Linked DNA regions of Mus musculus: region 2 is linked to region 1. Evidence: chromatin loops called from intact Hi-C (ENCODE). Cell type or tissue: left cerebral cortex. All regions are shown on one strand. Each heading gives the region's core, and the rest is flanking DNA. Links, peaks and the distances in the headings are about the cores only.

What was found. A loop is a pair of places that touch in the nucleus more often than their neighbours do. Peaks named below come from ENCODE experiments on the same cell type or tissue, not always from the same donor. Only the 100,000 strongest peaks of a DNase experiment are listed, where the experiment ranks them.
Region 2: it touches region 1 in a loop (7-fold over the local background); 11 of 42 quality-filtered maps call a loop at or near these places.

Annotation. Positions count from the first base shown.
Region 1 is chr7:81,451,253-81,458,971 of GRCm38, reverse strand. It overlaps Cpeb1 (cytoplasmic polyadenylation element binding protein 1), which reads left to right and starts at 4,214. Exons shown (of 12, transcript NM_007755.5): 1 at 4,214-4,338. The coding sequence starts at 4,324. In left cerebral cortex, for the core only: CTCF peaks have their summits at 3,371 (motif pointing left) and 5,146 (motif pointing right); DNase peaks (open chromatin) are centred at 4,461, 5,058, 5,152, 5,897 and 2 more places; H3K4me3 peaks cover 2,804 bases; H3K27ac peaks cover 2,300 bases.
Region 2 is chr7:81,566,604-81,574,322 of GRCm38, reverse strand. Whamm (WAS protein homolog associated with actin, golgi membranes and microtubules) reads right to left here and starts at 3,031. Exons shown (of 10, transcript NM_001004185.3): 1 at 2,414-3,031. The coding sequence starts at 3,001. Fsd2 (fibronectin type III and SPRY domain containing 2) reads left to right here and starts at 7,342. Exons shown (of 13, transcript NM_172904.2): 1 at 7,342-7,482. In left cerebral cortex, for the core only: CTCF peaks have their summits at 2,593, 3,345 (motif pointing right) and 5,843 (motif pointing right); DNase peaks (open chromatin) are centred at 2,548 and 3,086; H3K4me3 peaks cover 2,246 bases; H3K27ac peaks cover 1,114 bases.

The DNA of each region.
Region 1 (7,719 bases), core at 1,269-6,268:
CCTGTGACAAACCTGGTGGCCTTGCCTGATGCCTTCCCTGGTGAGGAGCAACAGGCATTCAACCATCATCTGTTCTTAAAAAAAAAAAAAAAAAAGGGATGAAATAAGTTTAGGAGCAATTGTCAATTGAAATGAAGTAACTATTTCCTGCAGGCCTTCTCAGAACCTTTACTATCCCAAGGGGGCTTGTGACCATCCCTCCCCCATAAGTGGGACAGAGCATGCACTGTTATTCAAGGTTGGTATTTATTATCTTGGGATACTTTTCTCACTGAGCATTATGTCTGAGTGGGTTGTGGAGAATAGCCTCCAGGTCTAGGTAGTTGAAATATAGTGCCACAGCTTTTGATCCTGTGACCAAGGCTCTAGCTTCTTTGTCTCTGTAACCCTGTCTCTTAAGTGCCTATCTGTTCAGAAGTATGCCAGAGTGAAATAGGTGTGGCCCTCCTGTTAGGGGAAGAGAACAAAAGCAGTCCCAGGGGCCAGCGCCGCATCTGGCTCTGGGGATTCGCCAGGCACTGTGGCACCAGACAGCAGCTGGAGCTGCTGACTTCAGGAGAGCTTGGGGGCCCTGGATTCTCCCCCCTCAGGAGTTCTGTTTTTATCACTGTTTTGTCTGAGATTGATCCACCAATTGAGAGCCACTTGAATGCTGGACTCAGACTCATTTTTACCTCTGAATCAGCTTTGATAGAGAATAGGGGCAAATTTCTAAGAACTATCAACACAGAAAGATTGGGAAATAGCTTTGGCTTGCTACATGGGCTTGAATCCCCAGCACCCACACAGAAACCCAACCCCAGGATCCCAGGGACTCATTGGTTAGCCAGACTAGCCAAAAAGTGACCTCCAGTTTCACTAAGACACAATTTTAAAAGGGGAAGTGGTGGTAGAGCCATGGAAGAAGACATCCAGTGTCAATTTCATGCCTCTGCATGAACACACATGCTCATGTGCACATAAATACACACAGCACACATACACAGTTATTTATTGATCTTGGGAAATTTTGCTCACAGAACATATTTTATTGACTGCATTGTGGAGAATAGAAGTTCTTAGATATCCAAACTATCTTAGATCTTTGAAGACCTTGATATTATTTCCAGCTTTAAATATTTTTCATAAAGCTTTAAACTATAGTGTGATCAAATTTATCATTTTCATTTTTTATTATTGTTTATAATTTGAAGAATTTGTCTATGGGCTGAGGCAATAAAAATGTCTCCTTCTAGGCCACATAGCATAGACTTATAACCCTATGAGTTTTACCTTAGGAGGTAAATGCAAGAGAGTCTCAGTTCAAGACTATCCTGGGCTACATGGTGAGACCCTGCCTCAAAAAACCAAAACAACAAATTAAAATATTTTTGGTTGTGAGTCTAGACTTTAACAAATTAAAAAAGATGTTCTCCTATATTCTTCTTTAAAATTCCAAAAACAACTTTTCACATTTATATATTTAACCTATTTCAATTTTACATTTATATATGATAAAAGTGAGGCTGATCCTCTGGACTTTAAAAAATTCATTACTCTGTGTGTGTATGTGCATGCACTTGCACATATAGACATGTATACCACACACATACACCCGGTAGGAGGATCAAGGACTCAGTCAGTTCAAAAAATGGGTGGGGTGAGGCAGGGCAAGATGGTTCACCAGGTAAAGACATTTGCTACCAAGCTTGATGACCTGAGCTCAAGCCCCATGACCCACAGAGTAGAAGGAGAGAGCTGCGAGTGTCTTCTGACCTCCACTTGTATCCATATCACACAAATAAATAATAGATGTAAAATATGAAAGGAAGCTGGAGATGCCAAAGGTTTTACTCTCATCAGACTATGAAAACAGAAAACGACAGGTCTGAGTTCTCCATTTGCCCCTGTTGGCAAGGGGTCCTTGAGGAAGTCACTTAATTGCCTTCTTTTGTAGTATACTGGGGGTTGACCCTGGAGTCTTGTATGTACTAGACAAGCACACCTATTGATTATATTCCCAACTCTACTCTTGAGTCTGGGGGTGTGGTGAGGGAATGTAGGGTAGGGGCACACAGGCTTACTAAGTTGTCCTCACAGGCTGGCTTTAAATTTGCAATCCTCCCTCCTGCCTCAGTCTCCCAAACAGCTGAAGCCAAGCATGTTCCTTCTTTGAACAGCAGCCTCTTTACCTATGAGTTAACAAGCAAAGCATTTAGAAGTGTGAGAAGTACACGCTTGAATGCCCAGAAAATACTCCACTCCTCCTGCCTTTGGCTAGGTTTAGGGACGGTGATTTAGCAGCAGAAATCTGTGTTCAAAGTTACTTTCTTATAGGCTGGGAGCTTGAAACTTTATATTTTTTCAGGTATCCATTCCCATAGGCCCTCAGGTGCCATTTCAAGTCTTAGATTCTTATCTTGTTTAACTTTGGGTCAGGGAGGACTGGATGTGAAGGATCACAAATTGGCAGCTACTAAGGTACATGGCGACCTTAAGATGAGATATTTTAGAGGTTTCTGATGCCTATCGGCTAACCTATTCCTTCCATTTAATTAATTAGTTAATTAATTAATTTATTTCCTTGAGGTAGACTTCCTTCAGACTGTAGTTCCTAACTGCCTTCGGATGCAAGGCACCCCTCCTTCTGCCTCATCTGTGATAGTATTGCAGTTATGGGCCTAAGCCACCATGGATGTCTTAGTCATAGATGCCATCGGTCTTTCCAGATATGCCTTGGGTCTTCAGAGCATCTCATACACCCTCACTTACAGTTCCCATGTTGTAGGCATCTAAGTGTGGCACCTCTCAGAATAGGAAGAGAAGAGAAGCAAGAAATACTAGGTTTGATTTATCAGGCCTATGCTGCCAAGATGGGGGTTGGGCTGCTCCTAAGGGGATGGGTTCTCCATACTGTAACCACCCTTTCTGCTTAGGACTTCAGTAACCCTTGGGAACGACCACAGAATGGAGACTAGCCAGCTGTCATTCAGCTCCCTCTGCACTTTAACTCCAGCATCTGTCCTCTTCCCCACCTTCTCCAAACACACTAGGCTAGGACCGTAGGCTTCCTTTCTTAATACCCTGGGCAGAAGCTTATACGTTCCTGCCTCACAAACCTGCCAGCAAGTTGGTAACAGCTTCTTCACCTGTCAGGAGGAACCTTGAGTATAATACGCGCTGAATAAAAAGTATAACATATAAAACACTTAGAAATGTTCAATAAGCTCTGTTCTCTTTCTTAACCAACCTAGTGGCTTATTTCCCACCTCCAACTCTCCAGCAACACCTTAAAAGAGACCTGGCAACTTCCAAGCTTGTTCACCTTTCCTCTAGTTTCCAGCTAGCTGCAGAATAAAAGCCCTTCAGAAACTGGGCTCGGGCTTCCCTCCTGTGGCACCAACACGCATTAGCTGGTCTTAGTCAGATTGAGCCTCTCAGTGCATTCCTCCCTCTCCGCCTTCCCTGGTCTGCAGCCCGGAATGCCATCTCCGCCTCTGCGCTCGCTTGGGCTTCCGGTCTGGTCCAGCCCTAGCTGGCCCATGACGCCTCTCGGAACAACAGCTTCGCTCACCCTGATCTCTTGCCCCGAATTTTGTCAGTAAAGCGTCCTGTCATTCTGGAGGGAGCGTCGGGAGCGGTTTCCCTGGGGAACTGCAATCCGAAGAGGATCACTGCTGTTTTCGGAACTTTCCCGAATCCCCTGACGCCTGCGCTCCGGGTTCCAGCTCGCTCCAGATGCAGTGGCAGTCGGTCTGAAGTGAGGGCGTGTCTGCTGCAGGTGGGGATGGGTGGAGGGGCTGGGTTCGGTGCCACCGGGGCTTCCACCCGAGAGGTCACTAGCAAAGGAGAGGCGTGGTTATACGTTTTTTTGGGGGGGGGGCGCACGTCACCGGCGCAGCGGGGCATCCCAGGGTCTTGTAAATCTGTAGGGAAACTGAGGCCCGCGGGAGAGTGAAATGGTCAGGGTCACCGGGCGAGGGACTTGCTCAGGCCTGAGCCCCCTCGGGCTCCGGGGAGGCAGTGGTGGTCTGTCTTGGCTCGAGCCTCAGAACTAACCCCCACCCCCCGTTCGGACCCCCAGGCCCAGGGTGGGCGGCGGAGCGCGGGTCTGGACGGCAGGAAGGAGCGCAGGGGGCGGGGGCGGGGACGAGGCCGGGCGGGGCCGACACAGGTGCTCCTCGTCAGGCCAGCGCCGCGGAGCTTTATAAGCCGCCGGGGTGCGGAGTCGTGCGCTGCTCGCTGCAAAAATAGTGCCCACGTGTGTGCGCGTCCCGCGCCGCACAGACCCGCCGGCCCGCGCGCCCGCCCGCCCGCCAGTCCCTTAGGGCCACGCCGGACCCCATGGCTTTCTCTCTGGTAAGAGCCGCCGGGGCGGGGCGGGGCCGGGCCGGGCGGGGCTGCTGTCCCCGCCGGCCGCCTCGGCTAACGGTCCGCGCGCAGTCTCGCCACTTCACAGGGCCCCCTCACCGCCGCCCGGGTTAGCGTCCCGGGCGGGGCGCCGGTCACATGCCCGCGGTCGTGGGCCTCGTGGAGCGGTGTGGGGCGCGCGGGGAGGGGCAGGGAGCTTCCTCGTGACTCAGGCCTTTGGGCTTAAAGGCGCCGCGGCCCTTCGGGGGCGACCGCCGGGGCCTCGGAGCTGCACTTGCACAACTCTCGGTGGCCTCGAACATACGTCCAGACAGGAGCCGGCCGCGCGGACGGGCGCCCGGACGCCAACACTTCCTTTTTCCGCAGCCGTCGCACGGGAGAGCTCGAGCGGCCGGCCGGCTGGCCGGCGGTGCCCGCGGCTCCCGTCTCTCTCTTTCCTTCTCTCTCTCTCCCCGAGAGTCGCCTTGGCGTCCCGCAGGAGGCAGGGGCTGGCGGCTCGCTGCGGGCGGCGCAGCAGCGAGCCGCGGAGACCCCCTCAGGCTGGGGCGGCGCAGGGGGAGACGCGCCACGACGGCGCTGACATGGCTCCTTTAAAGCCGAGGTCTCGGGCCCCTCGTGCGGGCCGCGCTCTTTCCAAGCCCGGGGAAGTCACGTGGCTTCACACGTTCGATTGCTCCCGGAGCCCTAGCCCCGAGGGTGGACCGGGCCAGGTGAGGTCGCACGTGCGTGTGACCGGGCTTCGAGGGCTGTCCCCGGGAGCCTCGCGGGGCTGGGGGGCGCGGGCCCGGAGGGGAGGAGGAGTTGAGCAGCCCGCGAGGGGGCGCAGGCGGGAAGCCAGCTAGTCCTCGGCGGCGTCCGCTTGCCTCACTCGGGCGGCCTGGCGGGACGCACTCATGTGGCCTCGAGGGTGTCGCTCAGCGTTTCTCAGCCAGCAAGGCCAGGTGTCCAAATTCGGGGGTGTCGGGTTGCAGATGGGCTCGCGTGGCCTCCAGCCCTGACCTCTGGTTTGGGGGAGCGGAGGCTGGACGCTGGGCGGGTAGGGCTGACAAGGCTGCTTCACTGGGGGCCTAGACGCAACGGGGTGTGTGTGGGGGGAGGCCCATGCCTAGGCAGGGGGACCCATGTCAGCAAAGAGCGTCCTCGGTGGGCAGCGCAGGCCACCCGTGTGGGTTGCTGTGCGGTTCCAGCCTCTCACGGTCACGAGCCTCATTTCCAGGGGGCTCTGCAAGGCCACGGTTCCTGCAAAGTGGCCCGCAACACCAGAAAGCACGGAGCACCTGGGCTCCAGGGTCCTATGCAGCCTCGTTCTGTGCAGCCTCGCAGGCGTTAGTTAGCACCGTGCTCTGTAGTGGCACTTTGTGCCTTGCAGGCTGACTCTGCCCTGCCCTCAGATAGAATTAAGCCTGTGGAAATGTCGGAAGCACCGGAGACCTGGAATAGCCTGGGGCTGCCAGCCTCAGGCCGCCCCATCCCCCACCGCGGCCTCCAGGCCCGACTCTGATGAACGCATTTCTCTGGCAACTGCTTCCTTTGGTCTCCCTGGCTACCGGGCTGCCTCCCCACTCTCTTCTGGCACCTGGGTAAACTGCTGGGCTGCGTCATTTGCTGGGGCCAGTGGGTCGAGTTTAGTGTTCTGGAAAGGCACGCGTGTACCAGCTTTCTCCAGGCCACCTCTTAGGTGATTCGGGCCACGTGTACCAGTGGAGACTTTGATGAGGCGAGTTTCCACTTTCGCATGCTCTTTTTGAGTGTAAGGACACAAGATCTTCTTTTCTTCTTTTCTTTTCTTTTCTTTTTTTTTTTAAACAACAGAAAAATACAACAGGCAAAACAAGACAAGAAGTTCAAGATTGTTTTCCCTGTATGTAGAAAGGAATGGACCGCCGACTTTGAACGTACACTGGGGCTGTAGCCTGTTAGGAGCCCCTAAGGACAGTAGTGTTCAAGAGTCACCACTTACCGTTTACCCTTTCTTGTAAGATCTTGCCTGGAACTCACGGGGCATTTTCTGTAGCGTTTACCATGTCCCACCCTCTTACTTCTCACAGTTATCTAAATTTGAGTCATTTGGCACTGCCTGCTCTGTTTAATGAAAGTTGACAAGTGTAGAGGTAAGTCAGCTTTGTAGTATAAAAACACTTGCTCCCCTCCCAATGATTGTTTTACAGACAGCTTCCCTGGCAGAGGCCCCCCAGTGTGGAAGGGAGGCTGTGTCAGCCTGCAGAGCAGACAGGAGTTAGAGAGCTGACACACGCATTTAATGAACCTGGGGACATTTGCAGTTAGGAATGGTTCTGGGGTCCTTTCAGTATAGGCAATTGCAGTGCTGTGGCACATTAAGTGTTCATAAAGCAGAAAGTGGAGGAGGAAGATAAAGTTGTATGATTCTAAGAACAGCACCAAACTTGTTAACAAGAAGCTATTGATAATGGCTGTTTTGAGAAGTATTTGTATCTGGTGCAATCGACTCACTAAAAACAAACAAACAAACAAACCTTTAAGTGATTTATAAACCTAAATTATACCAAGGTAAAGTAAATGAGTTGAAAAAGAGGGAAGAGTAGTAACCATTGACCTATAGTGTATATGTATATGCTGCTCTAAAGGAAGTGTTCATTAATTGACTACTGAAAACTTCATGCCCAGAGTTGATGGACCTTTGACACCTCCCCATTTTGAAGAATCTCTGGCTTATAAGTACAGCAATAAAAACTTAAAACAGTTTGGATCAAATAGAACATCTTTAATGTTGGATTCAACCTGAAGACTAGTTTGAAGTTGAGGCTCACATACCCATTCAAAAAGCCATTAAGTGATGGAATCAGATCCTGGGTCTTTTTGTTGTTTTATCCCAGTCTGTAACATGTTGTGTGCCTTGTCATGGCAAGGATCAAAAGGTTATTGCTGATGGATGATGTAGAGAAGAGGTTTTATGGGCTGGTCCTATTTTTATAGTTGTCTGTAGAGATAGGAATCTCCTCTTGTTGTAGAATTTAGGATAGGTCTTCTGAGCATTAGTGCCTGGAAGGAATGTGCTGTGTCTACTGTTCCATGGTGTGGGTCAGAGCAGTTGGTCCTGATAGCCAGAGGTCTGAAGAAAGGCTCCTCCCACTGTGTGCTGACCCTTCCAACCTACTATAAAGAAAACTTATATTTTCAGTAGAGATAAAATTTTAATAATTTTTCCTCAGACAAGACAGATTTGAAATAATTGTTTTTAAGTTTTATTATATTTTTAATAATTGCATATTGGGAGAAAAACAACTTGCAGGAGTCAGTTCTGTCCTTTCAGCGTAAGATCCTGGGGCTCAGAGCCCTGCAATTATAGATAAGTGTTCTAAGACTGATGAAAGTAGGGTGGTGCATAGT
Region 2 (7,719 bases), core at 1,158-6,157, 120 kb before region 1:
TATGGCTATTTAATAATAATTCGAGGATAACTATGATAACATCATAATTATCATGATGGCTCAAGCCTATAGTCCCAACACTTGGGAGGCTAAAGCAAAAGCATTACTGTGAGCCCGAGGCTAGCCTGGGCTAAATAGTTCCAGGTCAGCCTGAGCTACAAAGCCAAGGTCCTCCTCAAAGCAAGCAAACATAAAAGACTACACTTCTGTGGATGCGACACACTTAGTACTTCTACCCTCCGTCTCTAAGTCCCCGATGGATAGCGCCATAGTATGAGCTTACTAGAATGTCCCCAAGGGAATGAACTTGAACTTGAGGACAATGTAACTTTCCAGTATACAGAGGTTAAGAATTGGGGGCGGGGTTTAAGAAAATAAGAAATGAACCAATTGTGAGCTGGTCTGGAGGAACAGACCTGTAATTCAGCTACTCTGGGACGATAAAGCGGGAAGGGGATCCGGCCTTCACTACAGACTTCACTCTGGGAAGCTGAAACTGGTTCAATCCTGGAACAGAACCTTCTGAAAAGCACGGTGGACACATCAGGAAAAGAGAAGACCTGTGAGGCTGGACTACACAGGAGGAAAGGAGCGGTGAGGGTGAGACTAAGTCTGCCTGGGCTAGAGTTCGAGGGCAGCCTGGGCAACCTAATCAGAAGCTGCTTGAAAGCAGAACGAGGGAGGGAGATGACTCATCACTTAGAGTGCTTGTCCAACATGCATGCACCAGGCTCAGGTCCAACCCTAGTACTAGTTAAACAGCCAAGTCTGATATAAATGATCAGGCTAAGGACCAAACGCTGGCTGGCCCGAAAAGTCTCCCATAGTTTCCTCATAGTATAAAGTGAAGTCAACACCATGAGGAGTAGGTGTGTGAGTTTATAGAGTAAGGTGATCCCAGCTGAGCCAGGGCTGCTGACAAAAGCCTATACTCCCAGTCCTTCAGAGGTGGAAGCAGGAGAGTCATCAGAGTATGGGGGCATCCTGAGCTACATGGTGAGTTCCAGGACAGCCTGGGCTATATGAGACCCTGTCTCAAAACAAAGATCCCACAAACAGAATCCTTCTAAAAGCCATTTTAGTTTTAAAAGACTCATTCTAGATTTAGCTTAAGATAATATACAACAATCAAGATTTTGCTATATGGTTGAATACACCTCCCCTTCCTCAAAAGAAACACAGCAAAACCACTGCTTAATTAATGATGACTCATGGTTAGCTTCAGTTGTGTACTTGACACCTGGGAAGGGGAAGCACAAGAGCAACTGCCTCCATCAGATTAGCCTGCCTCCATCAGATTAGCCTTTTCTTGCTTGCTAGCAAATGTGGGTACCTGGGGGCAGGTGGTCCCGGGCTAAGAAAGGTAGCCATACAGCCAGTAACCAGCCTTCGTCCATATCTGTGCTCCAGAACCTATCCTGGCTTCCCTTGATGATGGAATGTAACCTGTAAGCCAAATAGGCCCTTTCTGCCCAGAGTCGCTTCTGGTCAGAGTGTTTAGCAGAGCAACAGAAAACACACTGGAACCGTGGCTCAATAAGGAAAAACAGGAAATGTCCGAGGAGTGTCCAGAATGTGGAATGAAGCTCTGAAACTTGGCTCTCTTCGTGAAATTGTTGCTGGGTAAAACTTATACATTCTCCCTAAATCTTCCAGTGAAGTGAAAAGTCCCCACTCTTTAGGGTCTGTTAAGTTTACCACACAAATAATGAATGTGTGTGTCTCAAATTATCTGGTCCAAAAGAGCCTTCTTGTTGTTGCCATTAAAGGCAGATGAGTAAAGCCTCACTCCCCGAGGGCTTTCCATCTGCTTGAAGATAATAATAAAAATCCTTATTGCTTGAAGAAAAAATAATAAAACTATCTTTTAAATGTCATTCATCCTCAGACAGTTTTAGCCATCCCTCATCTTCTCCGGAGAACCCCAAATTGCTTCCACTTAGCTTATGTTTTTATTCCGACGGACATGCCTTGTTTTCAGTTTTACTTTCATATTTCTGGCCTTTCCCATTACAACATCCTGCTCTGCCCAGAACAGGGAAAAGGTGAAGCGCAGAGCCTGGCTCAGAACTGCAAGTAAACTTTTACCTAACCCCAGGACTGGAGAGGCTGAGGCAGAGGAATGTCCTGAGTTCAAAGCCAGCCTGGACCACAGATTGAGACCCTGTTTCAAAAACAAAAACAAACAACCAAAACAACAACAACAACAACAAACCAAGAGAGCCAGGCGGCGCGGAGCCGAACTCTGATAATCCTAGCAGAAAACAAAAACAAAAAAACACAAAACACCACCACCACCGTGTTTCAACTTCAAGGTCCCCACTCTCTCTCAACAGAGGCGCAGGTGCACCAGCGACGCCCGGTGCGCATCACGAGTGTCCCGCGGACCCGCCCTCGGCCCGGGGCCTCATACCTGGTGCAGCCGGGTGGCCGTTTGGCCCAGGCGAGCGCGCAGCGTCCTCTCGCGGAACTCGCTCAGGCCCTCGCAGTCTGCCGAGTCACCCGGGGCCGGGAAGAGCACGTCGCGCACGGTGGCGCCGCCGCATCCTTCGGCCGCCAGGCCCAGGTAGTGCTCCAGCTGCCGGCACAGCTCCTGCAGCGCCGAGTCGCCAGGGTCCGCAGGCGCCGGCCACAGGAGCGGCCACAGGAGGGCCCACAGCCCGCGTCCCAGGCCCCAGCCCGCGCCGCTCGCCGCGTCCAGCTCGGGCGGCAGCGGCGGGAAGCAGGGCTCCAGGGCCGGCCACAGCGCCGCCAGCTGCCGGTGCGCGCCGCGGAACCCGGCGGGCGACAGCACCCCGGCCCAGCTACATCCCCCGTCGCCGGCCTCCCGCCGCTCGCGCCGCCGCCGCTGCGCCGTGCGGTCGTGACAGGTGACGGCGAACTGGCCCTTCGCGGCGTTCCAGGCCACCAGGAAACGCAGCTGATGGCGCTCGGGCTCCGGGAAGAGGTCCTCACGCAGCGGAACCCAGCCATCCAGGCTGTCGGGCTGCTCGCTGTCCATGGCAGCCGCACACCCTTAGACTGCGACAGGCCACGACATTTTCCGGGAGCCGCTACTGTCAGTCAGAGGCGCAGAAGCTCCCGCCCCCTCATTCTGATAGGCTGTGTGAGGGAGGCTGTCTGGAGTTGGTTAAGTGAAAGCCAATGGAAAGTCTTTTCGGGGAGGCGGGACAAAGTCTCCCTTTTACAACACCGGCGAACCTTGAACTCTCTAAGTGAACCAGGCTAGCCTTGAACTCGTAAGAGACCACCCTGCTTCTGTCTCCTGAGTGCTGACATTAAAGGCATACAGCCGCTATGTTCGGCAAAGATTTTATTTTTAAGCCCATGTATACATGGGCAGGACGACATCACACCTTAGTACAGATGCCAGAAGAGGGCGTCATGTCCCCTAGAACTGAATACTCTATGGGGCTGTTAACAGCTTAATGCACTCTCTAAAAATAGTAATTCTTAGCTGCTGAGCCATCTCTCAAGCCCCTATCTTAGTTCTCAACATTACAATGAGAATTTCCCTCAACAGGATCCTATTAAGTATGTGGCTCCTGAAACAAACATACTGGCAAGATCAAACTTCTATTTGAACTCAATATTTACTTACTGAGGGCTCTGGGGTGTCAAAAACTAGATCGCAGACACATTTATTTTTGTCAATATAGTAAACTTACTGAGTATCTGCTGTGTTGTTGGTATATTGAGATGGGGGAGAGGGGGAGTGCCTAAATATTTCTGCTTTCCAAGCCAGTCTATGCCAAGCATCATCCTGACAGCAAGGATTTGAGACCTAGAGAGGGAATTTGTCTACAATATATGTGCACCAAGGCTAAGCAGGATGGCCTCACTACTGAAAGCATGCCGCCGGGGTATTATAACAAGCCAATAGAAAGTGCTGCTGCATTTCCTCACATGAGCCCTAAAGATGCCAGTTCTAAACCTGCAGCCACCTTAGATTCCGAGAACAACAGACAGCCATAAAAACCTTTATGATCTAAGGCAAGGTGAACCTTGAAGAAGAGGTCACACCTGTCCTCAGAAGAAGTGATTATCTATGCTAAAAAGCTGTGCCCTCCAGAGCAAGTAACTATTCCTGGAGATGACAAGACCTGTTGGGAAGGACCTTGAGATGAGGGGCAGCTAAACCACACCTTGGTAAAGAATGCCTGCATATGCATATCTCCTTTTTAAATGCACTTTATTCCTAGGAGAGGATCTTTGTCCATTCTGGCTCCATTGGAGCCTTTCGGCTCAGATGCCAAGCTTTGTCCTTCCTTCAGATTAAAACTGAAATCTTTGTCCTCCTTGTATTTGATCTGTTGGCCTTCACCATCCTAGGCCTTCAGTTTGCTAACCACAGAAGCCTCCATAATCTTATGAGCTAATTCTTCAAAATCAATCTCTCCATTGTGTAAGCATCCTGTTAGTTTATTCCATCTAAAGAACCTTGATGTTAATACAGTGTGTGTGCTTGTGTATGTGTGCTTGTGTGTGTGCTTGTGTGTGTGCTTGTGTGTGTGTGCTTGTGTGTGTGTGTGCTTGTGTGTGTGTGTGCTTGTGTGTGTGTGCTTTGTGTGTGTGCTTGTGTGTGTGTACTTGTGTGTGTGTGCTTGTGTGTATGTGTGTGCTTGTGTGTGTACTTGTGTGTGTGTGTGTGTGTGTGTGTGTGCGCTTGTGTGTGTGTGTGTGTGTACACACTTGTATGTGCTCATGCATGTAGGAAGACATACATGTAGGATGAAATGATATTTTATGTTTTTTCCATGTATAAATATATCATGGGCATGACCACATTAAAGAAAAGTAGTCGTGAGGCCTACATAAAGATATGATAAAGAGCCGGGCATGGTGGTGCACGCCTTTAATTCCAGCACTCGGGAGGCAGAGGCAGGTGGATTTCTGAGTTCGAGGCTAGCCTGGTCTACAAAGTGAGTTCCAGGACAGCCAGGGCTATACAGAGAAACCCTGTCTTGAAAAACCAAAAAAAAAAAAAAAAAAAAAAGGTATGATAAAGACATGCTTAGCATGAACCCCTGGTTTCAATCTCCCAAAACAATAGACATCTACATCATTGTTTTTAATATTTGCAAATATTGAGTTAACTATATCACAATTACCTAATGAATCGCACTTTGATAAAAATAGATTAATTTTTAGTTTCTGCCCATCTAAGCAATACTATATGGGGCTGAAGGTAGATAAGTGGTATAGCTTGCTAAATATACTTCAGGCCTTAGGTGGGTCCCTCCCCAACCCTCCCCATACCCCATCTCTGCCCCACACCAAAAACCAAAGCCACAACAGACCAAAGTGGTGAGCATCCTGTATATCCTTCTTTATGTGTATGGGTTGTTGTTGTTTTGTTTTTGTTTTTAATTTTTGTTTTGTTTGAAATGGAGTCTTTCTATATAACCCTATCTGACCTTGAACTCCAGTGGTCATCCTGCCTCTGTCTCCCAAGTGTCCAGATTACAAGACGGTCCAGATAATTTTTTTCATTTTCTTTCTAATATTTTTGGCTATACTGAAGTGATGATATTTTAAAACAGGCCCAACAGTAAAAAAACAAAATCCCCAGATCAAATGACCACATACAGACTTTCAAAGAAACCATTTTTTTCCCCAGTCCCAAACTCTATACATGACTCAGCAAACTTGTATGTCCAGATGGCTTCTGAACACATGGGGCTTCACACTGGCTACCAATTGCATACTTATGCATATGATAGATTGGGACCTAAATACAGCTTTGCACCATCTTTCTCAAGATGTAGTTATTTATTATATGAGTACACTGTAGCTGTCTTCAGACACACCAGAAGAGGGCATTAGATACCATTACAGATGGTTGTAAGTCACCATGTGGTTGCTGGGATTTGAACTCAGGACGTCTGGAAGAGCAGTCAGTGCTCTTAACCGCTGAGCCATCTCTCCAGCCCACATGTTTCATGTCACAAGAATCCTTTTGCCTGCATCCTGTCCTTTCTCATCACCTAATACTACTCCAAGGAAATTGTTTAGAACCTGATTCACACTTCTTGGGCCTCTCAAATAATTGGGAGATATTTTTAAGACCTGGGGGGGGGGGGAGTTTCCTTCTGGGACAGAGGCTATAGGACAGTTTCTCCGGAGGAAGTTGCCAGGTTGGAGAGAGTAGGCCATACCTTCTCCACACTATGCCCCTTCTACTTTGTGGCCCCTCTACGCCATGCTCCCTTCCAGCCCATGGCCCCTCTATTCCATGCCACCACTACCCTATGCCCAGTGATGGGTCTTCAAAGGGACCCTTAAGAGAGCTAGCTCTGTTTACTGCTGTTGGAGTGATAGCTTTAGAGAGGATGGGCTGTTGTTGTGGAGGTGGGAAGACTCATTGAGGTCACTTGCATCTTAGAGTTTGCAAGGAGCAAAGATGATGCCTACAGAAGAAAGAGACCTCGAGGAGTGTCCTAGTTCACCTTCCAAAACAAGCTCCCTTCACAGAGGAAAAGAACTCACAAGGTCACAATTGGTGATGGAAGGGCAGACACTTTGGGGAGGAATAAAACAGACTTGGGGGCGCGGGGGTGGGTAGGGTGGGATCTGCCGGGTTGTGGGAACTTCGAGAGAGGGCCTTCATAATGGGTTTCTCTAGACATGGGAGACTCAGATCTGAGAATGATATAGGCCCCACTGCCCAGTGACAGCCACTGAAACAGCCAGCTAATCACCTTCTCCACCGCTCTTACAGCCAGCCCACTGCTCCAAGGAGTGTGTGGAGGGAAGCCCTACCTTGCTCCTCCTCCTGAGACAGGCATCCTGCTAAAGAGGACCATGCTAGAGAGGAGAGAAATAGAGATGCCCAGAAAACCTTTGAATCAATCTACAGAACTGGATGCTCAATTGCTGACACTGAGAGACCTAAAACTGTGCCACCTAAGAAGGAACAGAAATCACAGGCTCTGCGGAGTCTTCATTCAGAGAGAGGGGAGCACGTCCCACACTGCAAAGGATGGTGGGAGAGAAAACACATAGCCTTTGCATTGCCTCCAGAACTGTTGGCTCAAAACACTTTGAGAAAACTGAGGGGGAAGACACACAGCCCAGGACTGTTAGCGTCTCCATTCTGGCCCGGCCATGACAGCACCAACCCTTTCCGTTCGCCCAGCCACCTGAGTCTCGGGTCTCAGCCCCCACAGTAAATGAAGTACAGAGCACAGCATGTGACCTCCCCTGGTGACACTTGAGTGTTAAGAAGTGGCAAGGCCGCTGTGGCAGGCCTATATTTGGACTGTCACTCATGGCAGGCCTGTTGCTATTTGTGGTGGACGCTAGCTCATGTTACCATCCAGCTTTGGCACCCTACTTCCCAGGGTGAACTAGGCATGGCCAGCTTGCAGCGCACTCAGAGGTCACCGGGAAGGGGAGCTGGCCAGACAGAAATCCAACTTTCCAGCAGAAACCTAGGATGTTGGAGTTAAAAGACGCATTTATGGGCCTTTAAAAAAGCAGGCAAGTTTTGGGATAATTGTGTTATGGTAATGCAAATTGTATTATCTCACTGTAATTACACAGCCACTATGTTAAAGAACCATCTAATATAGTCCTTTAGCTGGGTGAGGATTACATGGGACAGTTCAAATGTAAATTACACTTGATTGGGTCAATGTTTTCTAGCTTGCTTAAACTTGCAAGAATTCATCTTGCCTGAAGACAGTACCAGGCATAAAAAGTCCCCTAAAGCTGGCA